2 separate regions of the Homo sapiens genome follow, and region 2 is linked to region 1. A link is a contact called in ENCODE Hi-C or POLR2A ChIA-PET data. All regions are on one chromosome and are shown on one strand. Each heading gives the region's core, a stretch centred on a gene start or an enhancer-like site at or near the end of the contact. The rest is flanking DNA. Distances are from core to core; before and after follow the strand shown. Region 1 has its middle 120 kb from the start of NECTIN1-AS1. Region 2 holds the start of NECTIN1 (nectin cell adhesion molecule 1).

Evidence for each region. Hi-C counts contacts between places; a loop is a spot of excess contacts on that map. ChIA-PET counts read pairs that join two places held with the same protein, here RNA polymerase II (POLR2A). Pooled maps may share reads with other maps.
Region 2: a loop to region 1 is called in a map of PC-3, with 3 times the contacts of the local background. The contact joins the promoter of NECTIN1 here to the enhancer-like site in region 1. A Hi-C loop is called at or near these places in 2 of 168 maps with a recorded cell type or tissue (PC-3 and astrocyte of the cerebellum) and 3 of 50 pooled maps. POLR2A ChIA-PET finds 5 or more read pairs at or near these places in 3 of 52 experiments (MCF 10A, PC-9 and naive thymus-derived CD4-positive, alpha-beta T cell).

Annotation. Positions count from the first base shown.
Region 1 is chr11:119,588,792-119,593,981 of GRCh38, reverse strand. No RefSeq gene overlaps it. Among named protein-coding and RNA genes, the nearest start is that of NECTIN1-AS1, 120 kb to the left of the region's middle. Within about 2 kb of position 3,226, at least 5 of the 41 ENCODE cell types and tissues checked have a DNase peak (open chromatin) inside an H3K27ac peak, as active enhancers do; they include PC-3 and PC-9, where a contact is called at or near this core.
Region 2 is chr11:119,727,523-119,732,459 of GRCh38, reverse strand. It overlaps NECTIN1 (nectin cell adhesion molecule 1), which reads left to right and starts at 3,260. Exons shown (of 6, transcript NM_002855.5): 1 at 3,260-3,985. The coding sequence starts at 3,907. It overlaps NECTIN1-DT (NECTIN1 divergent transcript), which reads right to left and starts at 2,877. Exons shown (of 4, transcript NR_120587.1): 1 at 2,654-2,877. RefSeq lists enhancers at 2,214-3,074, 3,075-3,936, 4,736-4,937 and silencers at 2,875-3,284, 3,345-3,664.

The DNA.
Region 1 (5,190 bases), core at 1,977-4,476:
TAAAAAAAAAAAAAAAAAAAAAAAAAAAAAGAGAGAGAGAGAGAAGGGTCATACTATGTTGCCCAGGTTAGCCTCTAACTCTTGGCCTCAGGTGATTTTTCCTGCCTCTTATAAAACCTGACACTTATAAAACCATCAGATCTCATGAGAACTAACTCACTATCATGAGAACACCATGGGGGAAACCACCCCTCTGCTGAGGTTTAGCCTCCCAAAGTGCTGAGATTACAGGCACGAGCCATTGTGCCCAGCCACTGCTATGGTTTGAATCTGTTCCCCAAGTTTCACGTGTTGGAAACAGTCTTCAAATTTATATGTCAATTGGAGGTGGGGCCTTTGGGAGATTCTTAGGATTAAGTAAGATCATCAGAGTGAAACTCCTTCTTATAAAGCCACCAGTCCCATCAGGGAAAAGAGACCTGAACTGACATGTATGCTCCTGCCCTCTTGCCATGTGATGCCCTCCACCATGCTATGACACAGCAAGAAGGCCCTTGCAGAAACTGAGCAGATGATGACACCATGTTCTTGGACTTCCCAACCTCCAGAATTATAAAAAATAAATTTATTTTCTTTATAAATTACCCAGTCTCTGTTTTTGTTTGTTTGTTTGTTTGTGACAGCACCTCATTCTGTCACCCAGGCTGGAGTGCAGTGGTGCAGTCTTGGCTCACTGCCACCTCTACCTCCCAGGTTCAAGTGATTCTCCTGCCTAAGCCTCCCAATTAACTGGGATTACAGGTGTCTGCCACTACACCTGGCTAATTTTTGTATTTTTAGTAGAGACAGCGTTTCACCATGTTGGCCAGGCTGATCTCAAACTCCTGACCTCAAGTGATCTGCCTGCCTCAGCCTCCTAAAGTGCTGGGATTACAGGCATGAGCCACTGCACCCGGCCCAAGAGCTCCTTATTTAACTCCCTTCCTCACTCTACTTTCCAGCAACAGTAGTGTCACCAATGCCTGAGACTCTGGAGGGGTTTTGGAGAAAGGGGGTGGGAATTGGCTTTTTAGCTTTCCCCTCTTTCAGTTTGGGCTTCAGCTTTTCCCAGTCTACTCAGTTTACTCATTCATTGCTTTACAGTTTCCAAACTTGGGCTGCTGTTGTCTTCTCTCCCATTATTTCTGGCACAGGGCAAACCCCAAAATTGGGGCTCAGCCCGGGAGGCCACGTGGGTTCTTGGCTTTGTGCAGGAAGAAATTCAAGCACAGGAAGGAATTCAAGAGCAAGCAGAATAAAGTGAAAGCAAGTTTATTAAGAAAGTAAAGGAATAGGCTGGGCACGGTGGCTCACCCCTATAATCCCAGCACTTTGGGAAGCCGAGGCACGTGGATCACCTGAGGTCAGGAGTTCCAGACCAGCCTGGCCAACATGGAGAAACCCCATCTCTACTAAAAATACAAAAACTAGCAGGGCGTGGTGGCGTGCACCTGTAATCCCAGCTACTGGGGAGGCTGAGGCAGGAGAATCACTTGAACCCAGGAGGCGGAGGTTGCAGTGAGCCAAGATCGTGCCACTGCACTCCAGCCTGGGCAACAGAGCAAAACTCCATCTCAAAAAAAAAAAAAAGAAGAAAACTAAAGGAATAAAAGGTGGTTATTCCATAGGCAGAGCAGCCTTTGAGGGCTGTTGGCCGGCTATATTTATAGTTAATTCTTGATTATATGCTAAATATGGGGTTGATTATTCATGAGTTTTCCAGGAAAGGGGCAGAGATTTCCCAGAACTGAGGGTTCCTCCTTCTTTTAGACCATATAAGGTAACTTCTGGATGTGCGATGGCATTCGTAAACTGTCATGGCGCTAGTGAGAGTGCCTTTAGCATGCTAATGCATTGTAATTAGCATATAATGAGCAGTGAGGACAATCAGAGATTGCTTTTGTTGCCATCTTGGTTTTGGCAGGTTTTGACTGGCTTCTTTGCCACATCCTGTTTTATCAGCAGTGTCCTTGTGACCCGCATCTTGTAAAACAAGTCCTGCCGAATTTCTGTCTCATCTCCACCTTTATGGGTTTCTGATTTTTAAAAAATCCCTTTATAGTCACTTTAGGGTTTTCAAGAAGAGCAAGATGAATTGTGTGCATTCAATTCACCATCTTTACTGGAAGTCTCCATCTGCATTCCACCTTTGAACTGATGGGCTTATGCCTTTTAATAAAATCCTTTTACTGTTATTTCCATGGGCTTTGGGGAGTGTAAACTAATGAATGGGTTCAACTTGCCATCTTTAACTGGAACTGATTTGTTTGTTATTAAACTTTGCTCTAGACATAAATGTCTATCTCCCCACTTACAGCACTTACTGTGGTGAGCTTCTTAAGAAGAATTTTTTGTTTTTTTGTTTTTTGCCTCAAAAGCCAGCACAACGGCTGGATACTAAAGACTTATGACTGGGCCTAGGTTTTCATGTTATTTAAACTACCTTCCCTTCTCCTCCACAAATGTGCATTCAACAAATATTTACCAAATATTTAGTAAGCATCTACTGTTTGTCAGGTAATATTCAGGCCCCAGGCACACAGCAGAAGTCAAGTCCGACTGAGTTGATGCTCACATGGAACTTGCATTCAGCTCTGTTAAAATATTCTCTAGGAGCTTATTACTTCTCAAGGCAGCCCACCCTATCAGCTCCTGCTGAAAACTGGTTTCCCATTACTTTCGCTCATTGGTCCAAATTCCTCCTGGCAGAGGCTCCCTCTTCTGTAGGATAGACCTCCAGTTAAGTAAAGATGATCTGTGATTCTGTTTTCTTCATACTTTCCTTCAACCACTCATACAGTTCCGGCGCCTCCTCCCACAATGAAGTCACGAAACACTCAGGATGCTCCCCCATTCTCTTCCTTCTTCTCTGTGAGTAGGAAAGTGGGATAAAGTCAAAAATAATATATTTAGTCTTTGTCCCAGGTTCCTGGCACAGAGCTTCAAAAACCCTCAGAAGTTTGAATGACAGGAATGTCTTTTGTTATTCATAATGAGCCCTTTTCAGCCACACCTGAGTTTATGCTAATGAGATGACTCACAGCAGATCCCCTAGACAGTTTCAGAACAGAGGCTGGTTCTCAGGAAAACCAACCAAGGGATTAAAGAGTTGGAACTTTCAGCCCCTCCCCTCTCCCTTCCACCTCCAGGAAAAGATGGAGATGGAGTCCAGTCACATGGCCAATGATTAAATCAATCATGCTTACATAATGAAACCTCAACAGAAACTCTGAACAACAAGGCTTGGAGAACTTCCTGGTTGGTAAACATACTAATATTGGCATACCAGAAGGGTGGCACACCCTGACTCCAACAGAAGCTTTTGTGCTTGGGACTCTTCCAGACCTTGCTGTGTGTGCATGTTCATCAGGCTGTTTATTTGTATCTTTTACAATAAAATGGTAATTGTAAATATAATGCTTCCAGTGAGTTCTCTGAGTCATTCTTTATCAACCCAAAATGAGGGTGTAGAGGAACCCCCGAATTTATAGCTGGGCAGGCAGAAGTGTGAGTGGCTTGAGGACACCCAGGACTTGTAGTTGGTACCTGAAGTGGGCAGTCTTGCGGGACTAAGCCCCTTAACCTGTGGGATTTGTGCTAACGCCAGGTAGCTGATGTCAGAATTGAATTGGATTGAATTGAATTGAATTGAATTGAATTGAATTGAATTGAATTGAATTGAATTGAATTGAGTGACATCCAGTCGGTGTCAGGGGACTGGTGTGGGAAGGCAGAAAGGGAGCCTGCTGTGATGCTCGGCACCCCAATATCTTTCCCTCTTGGCCTCATGCTCTCTGCCCAGCCAAAGAGAACTCAATTTACCCTTGGAGCACCATTGTTTGATGGGATGGGCCTAGGGCTCTGAAAACAGCTTCCTTCCTTCTCCAATTGTGTGTACTGCAATCTGTTTCCCATTATTTCCCATTATTTCTCTGTTTGAAGGAAGGTTTACTTATCATCTCCAATGACTGTAAAACCCATCAGAGTTGTCTTGGCTCCTGTGAAATGTCCAGCAAATATGGGCATTCAGGGGATGCTCAGTAATGGTGCTTGGCATGTGTTAGCTTGGCATGCATTAATTTGCCCTTTGAAGAGATCCTGCCCCTCCTCCACCCTCCTTCCCTCCTGCAGACTCCCATGAAAGCTTTCATGAGTGCTCAGAGGGTCCTCACTGGAATGAGTCCTAGAGGCCCAAGTCTAACTTTTGTTGGATTGGGAGGAACCCACGTGGATACATATCACAACTTCAGTTTTTGTTGGTTGTTTTTGAGGCTGTTGTTTTGGTTTACCATGGAACATGCACCTGTATGTGCAGGGGTGGGGGTGGTTTGATGAGTGATATGGATGCTGAGGTGTCTGGCCAGGCATCCCACTTCCTGCAAGACAGGAGTAGGAATAACAACTCACATCTGCACATCCCTCTACAGACTATCAAGTTCCTTCCCACACCAAAGAGCATCCTCCCAACCTGTGTTTGTCTGTAACCCTAACCAATATCCCAGTTTTACAGATGGGAAAAATAAGGCTAAACAAAATTAGGTAACAGCTAGCAAATGAAGAGATCTCAGGTCTTCTGACTGCAGATCTCTTGAGCTTTCCGTTCCACCATTCTGTGACCCACCTGAAGGCAGAAGGAATCACAGTGGGTAGGCAGAGAGAAAGGTGCAGGATCCTTCTTTCCCTGTCATCTCCCTTCTGTCCCTCACACTGTAGCTCTTGCCTCACTGGCTCCAATGCACAGAGCCAATTATGTGCCTCTGCCAAGCACACTCCAGCTGTGGGGTGGGAATGGCAGAGAAGAGCCAGAGACTAAAAAGCATGTGCACCCATTAGCCAGCAGTCCACAGCATTGGGTTGGGAGGGGGAACAGCTGGCATTGGCTGCAACAATACCCTCTTTCCTTAGTTTTAGCCCTTTCCAAGCTTCTGCCCCTTGCAATTTGCTCTCCAAAATTGCCCCAACCAAGAGAGGCCACTTTTAGGCTGATTCAGAAAAAGACCAAGAGTGGGCTTACTCAGTCCTTTCTGGACAAGGGGGAACTGACAAAGCTCCTTTCAGGAATCTCTGGGCCTGACTCTCTAATCTTTTTTTTTTTTTTTTTTTTTTTTTTTTTGAGACAGAGTCTTGCTCTGTGGCCCATGCTGGAGTGCAGTGGCGTGATCTCTGCTCACTGCAACCTCTGCTTCTTGGGTTAAAGAAATTCTCCTGCCT
Region 2 (4,937 bases), core at 2,011-4,510, 140 kb before region 1:
ACATAGCTATTGGGTGTCAGAGCTGGAGTTTAAGAATTCCAATCCAGGCAGATTAGCTCTCCAGAGTTCCATGTGCTGGACTGTTACATTTTACTCCCCATCTCAGTGCAGACTGGCTATACTGTCAGAAAGTATTGTAAAGACCAGGTAGAAATCATGAGTGCATGGACTAGATTAATAACAGGAGAAATGGAGCAATGTCACTAGACTTTATATATATATATATAAAGAATATATATATATAAAGGATATATATATATAAAGGATATATATATATATCTCAGGGGCATATCAGGGGCATATCAATGTCACTAGACTATATATATATATATAAAGGATATATATATATATATATATCTCAGGGGCAGAATCAACAAAATTGGAACATGGTGGTTCAGGAAGAGGTAAGAAGCAAGAGTGACTCCTGGGCTCACAGCTTAAGAGCAGGAACCAAAGCCTGCTTTCCTGCTGCTTGATCCTGTGTTTCTTCCCTGTCACTAAAGGAAACCTTCTGGTCCTTTTGCCTTCTGTTTGCGCCTACCTGTCCCTTTCTCTTATACATCTCTAAAACGCAAAACAAACTGGAATGCCTACTGTCCTAACACAGGTGGCACCTCTCCCACCTCCACGCACCTCCATGTTCTTGTACAAGCTGTTCCTTCCACTTAGGAGTCTCTCTCCTGCCTCTTTTGGTCCAAATCTGATCTGTCCTTCAGGGTCTCAGTTAAATGTCCCCTCCCCCAGCAACCTTCCCTGCTTGTTTAAAGATGATGAGTGAACAACCATACTATATCACTTACTTGCTTCCATCTTCTCCACCCAACCAATCCCCAGGCAGCCACATCTTCCCTGCTGGCCGCACCCTCTTTGGAAGCTCATTTAAGATCAGAGGATCAAAGAAGCCTGACCTAAAGATGGAGAGAGTGCAGCCGGGTACAGTGGCTCATGCCTGTAATCCCAGCACTTTGGGACACCAAGGAGGGCAGGTCACCTGAGGTCAGGAGTTCCAGACCAGCCTGGCCAACATGGAGAAACCCCGTCTCTACTAAAAATACAAAAATTAGCCGGGCGTGGTGGCACACACCTGTAATTCCAGCTACTCGGGAGGCTGAGACAGGAGAAACACTTGAACCTGGGAGACAGAGGTTGCAGTGAGGTGAGATGGCGCCACTGCACTCCAGCCTGGGCAACAGAGCAAGACTCTGTCTCAATGAAATAAAATAAAATAAAATTAAATTAAATTAAAATAAAATAAAATAAAATAAAATAAATAAAATAAAATAAAATAAAATAAAATAAAGATGGAGAGGATGGGAGGGTAAGAGCAGGGAACAAGAAGACATTGGTACATCTGGGATTGCCCCTTCAAACCATGCCTTCAGCTCCTGCAGTGTGCCTGGCACAGAGCTAAAGGCCATCACAATGAATTCAATTCAACCCTGGCCCTTAAAGCACTCAGCAGCCAGATGGGAGATTCCCAGCTGCCACAAACTAAATCTGATAGCGTGTTCCCCAGTTTAAAACCCTCCTAGCAGCTACCGGGCATGATTCACGAATCTGCAGACCTCTCCTTTCCTCAAGTCTTAGGCTCAGGCTAAACCAGTCAACCCTTTGTGGGCCCCCTACTCACCTGACTATTGCTTACCTTCATTCCTTTGCTCGTGCTGACCCTCTACCTTAAATCCAGTCTCTTTTATGTCTCTGCCCTCCAGCACTTACCTTGGTCTGATAGATGACTCACCGAGACCCTGTGTTCGCTTCCCTGAAGCCTTTACACCAACCCCACCCCGGGCTAAACTGGGCACTTTTTCTGTGACCCACCAAACCCACACAATCCCATATTAAATATTTGTTTACGACATCCGTTTCTATGTCTGTCTTCCCCCACCCTTCAACTAGATTGAGTTCCTTCAGGACAATGATGATGTCTCTGTATCCCCAAGCCAGGCACTGTGTTTTGACACAAAGAAAGCCCAGGTTACATTTGTTAAATGTAAAAGACCATACAGTGAGTGGGTGAGTGTTCATGACAATGCCAGATCTGACTACTTCCGCGAGAAACCGAGACACTCCAGGGCCGGATTCCAGACAGTGGGAATATGGCGCTGTCTTTGCCCCTTCTCCAGTGAGGAACCAGAATTTACGTGTTATCAGAAACAGCCACTTCCCCTCTGCTCCTGCCCGCCTAGAGGGCTGGGCAAAGGGTAGAGGGAGCAGTGTCCGGCCAGGGTCTGGGGAGAATTCGGCTCTCCTTAGTGGGAAACTCTGTCTGTCTTCCTCCCCCAGGGGGAGGGGATGGGGATAGGAGGACCAGAGTAAGGGGAAGAGGGAAGGCCCGGAGGGCGCAGTCGCCTTGGCAGAAATCCTACCACACCCGGATGTAGTGGGTGGTGAACGGGATGGGGCGGAGAGTCCCTGCCCTGCCAGGGACACTGACTGGACGATCCACTTTCGCGGGAATCCCACAAATCTCTCAAAACTAAGGTCCTGGAAACTGGAGGAGAGCTCGTTTTCAGGCTATGTTTGGGCAAGGGCGGGGCGCGGGGTGCTTCAATTTTTGGAAAAGGAACCCCCGAAGGGAGCAGGGATTAGAAAAGAAACTCTACCAGAAACCTCAGTGGGCCCGTCTCACCCACTCATGCCCACCACTGACTTCTCTGGCAGCTCCCCGTCGCCCCGCGCACCGCTGCCTCTCCGTGGAACGTCCAAGTGGTGCAGAGGAGAGGGATCTCCGGAGACTGGGTTCTGTTGCGAGCTATGCCACGTTCCGTCCCGGGCGGAACTCTTCTTTGGGCCTTTGTTTCCTCGTCTGTGAAATGGGGCCAGGGTGGGAGCAGAGGGCTTGCAGAAGCCCTGCCAGCTCCCACGCTGCTAGCCGGGATTCTCCATCCCGCCCTCTCCTCCACCGCCGCCCCCGGCCCGGTCCTAACTCCACCCCCACCCGCCGCGCCTCGGCGCCGCCGGCCGCTAGGGGTCACTGCCTGCCTTTGTCAGCGGAGGAGGAGGGCAGCCCGCGCTCCAGCCGGCTCCCCAGCTGGAAGGCGGCCGAGGGGTAGCTCCCGAGCGAGGGTCCTGAGCCGGACCCCGCAGCCCGCGCTCGCGATCCGCCTCTGCTTCGGTCGGGAAGGCGCGTGCGCTCGGGCTCCGACCGGGCCCCGGCGGGCGCGCATCGAGGCCAGGAGGGGGTTAACGCTAACCCCTCCCCTCTGGCTGACATCACGGGCGAGCGGGTGAGAGGCTGGAGCTCGGCGAGTGAGAGAAAGAGAGCGAGAGCAGCGAGCGCGGCTCCACATTGTTGCGGATCGCCGGCACCCGGCAGAGCGGCGGCGGCTGGGACGCGCGGCGCCTCCGACCCGTTCTCCTCGCGCCCGGCCGCGCAGCCAGAGCCACCCGGGCCGCCGACCGCCGAGCCCCGCGCCCGCCGCCTGGGCCCCGAGCCTTCTGCGCCGCCCGGGTGCGTCCCGCCACCCTCGGAGGACGGCCGGCCATGGACGCCTGCAAGTTGGAGCCGAGCGGGAGGGTGTGAGCGGGCCGGGGCCAGGAGCCCGCGCCGCGCAACCGGGCAGCCGGGCGCGCCGGGGGTGGGTCCCTCTCCCCAGCCCCGCTCTGCGTGGAAGAAGAGGGCGGGGACCGGCGCCGGGAGGAGAGCGGAGGAGGCGAAGGGGCATGACTCGTGCAACTTGCGGCGGGCATCTGCCGAGCCTCTGAGCCGGCGGCGGCCCGGGGCCCGGACTGCGGCCGCGCGGATCCCACCCAGCCCACCCCGCCCCGGCCGACGGCTGCAGCTGACCTGGATCCTTCGAGCGCCCGCCGACCGCCAGCGATCTTCCCTCATCTTCCGGGCTGGTTTCTGCTGCGCGAGGAGCGCTGCCCTCGCCGCCCCTCTCGCCGGACCCCCGGCCCCCGATGGCTCGGATGGGGCTTGCGGGCGCCGCTGGACGCTGGTGGGGACTCGCTCTCGGCTTGACCGCATTCTTCCTCCCAGGTAAGAGCGCTCACCTCTGCTGTCCCCACCCCCATCCAATGCCTCCCCGGGGCTGGGAGCCGGATGGCGGGCACGACTGGATTGTGGGGAGTGAAAGGAGCCAGAAAAGTTGGGTCACGGCTTGGGTAAAGGGGGTGGGAGGTGGCACGGCGGAGAAAGAGGTTGAGAAGCCGAACCGCCTGCCCTGCAGGGAAGCAGTCAGATGCACGTCTCTATGTAGCATGAAAGCACTTTCTCCGCTCAGTTCTTTACAAAAAATAATAATATGTAATAGCGTTCTGTTTATTTAATAACCAGCTCTCTGCTCGGGAAGCAGTTTGGAAACACTGCGTGTTACATAAATGCAAAATAATCACCGTAATCACCGTCTTGGGGTGGGAGACAACAGCCCCAGGGGGAGGGCGTCAGTCTCGGAGCTGCGGGTTTGGAGTATGGCGGGGGGGCTTCGTCTCTTTCGGCGGCCCCTTTGCCAGACGGCTCAGGACGCTCGGGCCCCCTCCCGCCCCACACCGCCCCACAGCGGGCGCGGAGAGTCGGCTGCTGCGGCAGAGGCGGCTCCTCGCTCACCTGCGGTTCCTTTCCTGGAGGGTGAGGCCGGGGCAGCCTCCTCCCGGCCTGGCGCGGGACCGGGCTCCCCCTCGGAACTCTGCTCCCAGCTCTGGGGGCTCTCCCTGGAGGAGACACCGCGGGCTTCCTGCCATCCAAGTAGCTGCATGACCCACTTTCCCGAGGGTGCCCCGCGTGTCCTTCCTCGAGGTGCGGGCTGCCGGCAGCCGAGGGGTTAACCTCGCGCCCGACCCCGGGGTGGCCCTGGTGGCCCATTCTGACGGGTGGGGTGGGGACGGAGGCTGGGACCAGCCCAGGCATATTGTGCTGGGGAATGAACTGGAAAATGCGTTTAGGAGGCAAATCCGACCGAGTCCCCTCGCCTGGATTTAACCCTTTGTGTCCC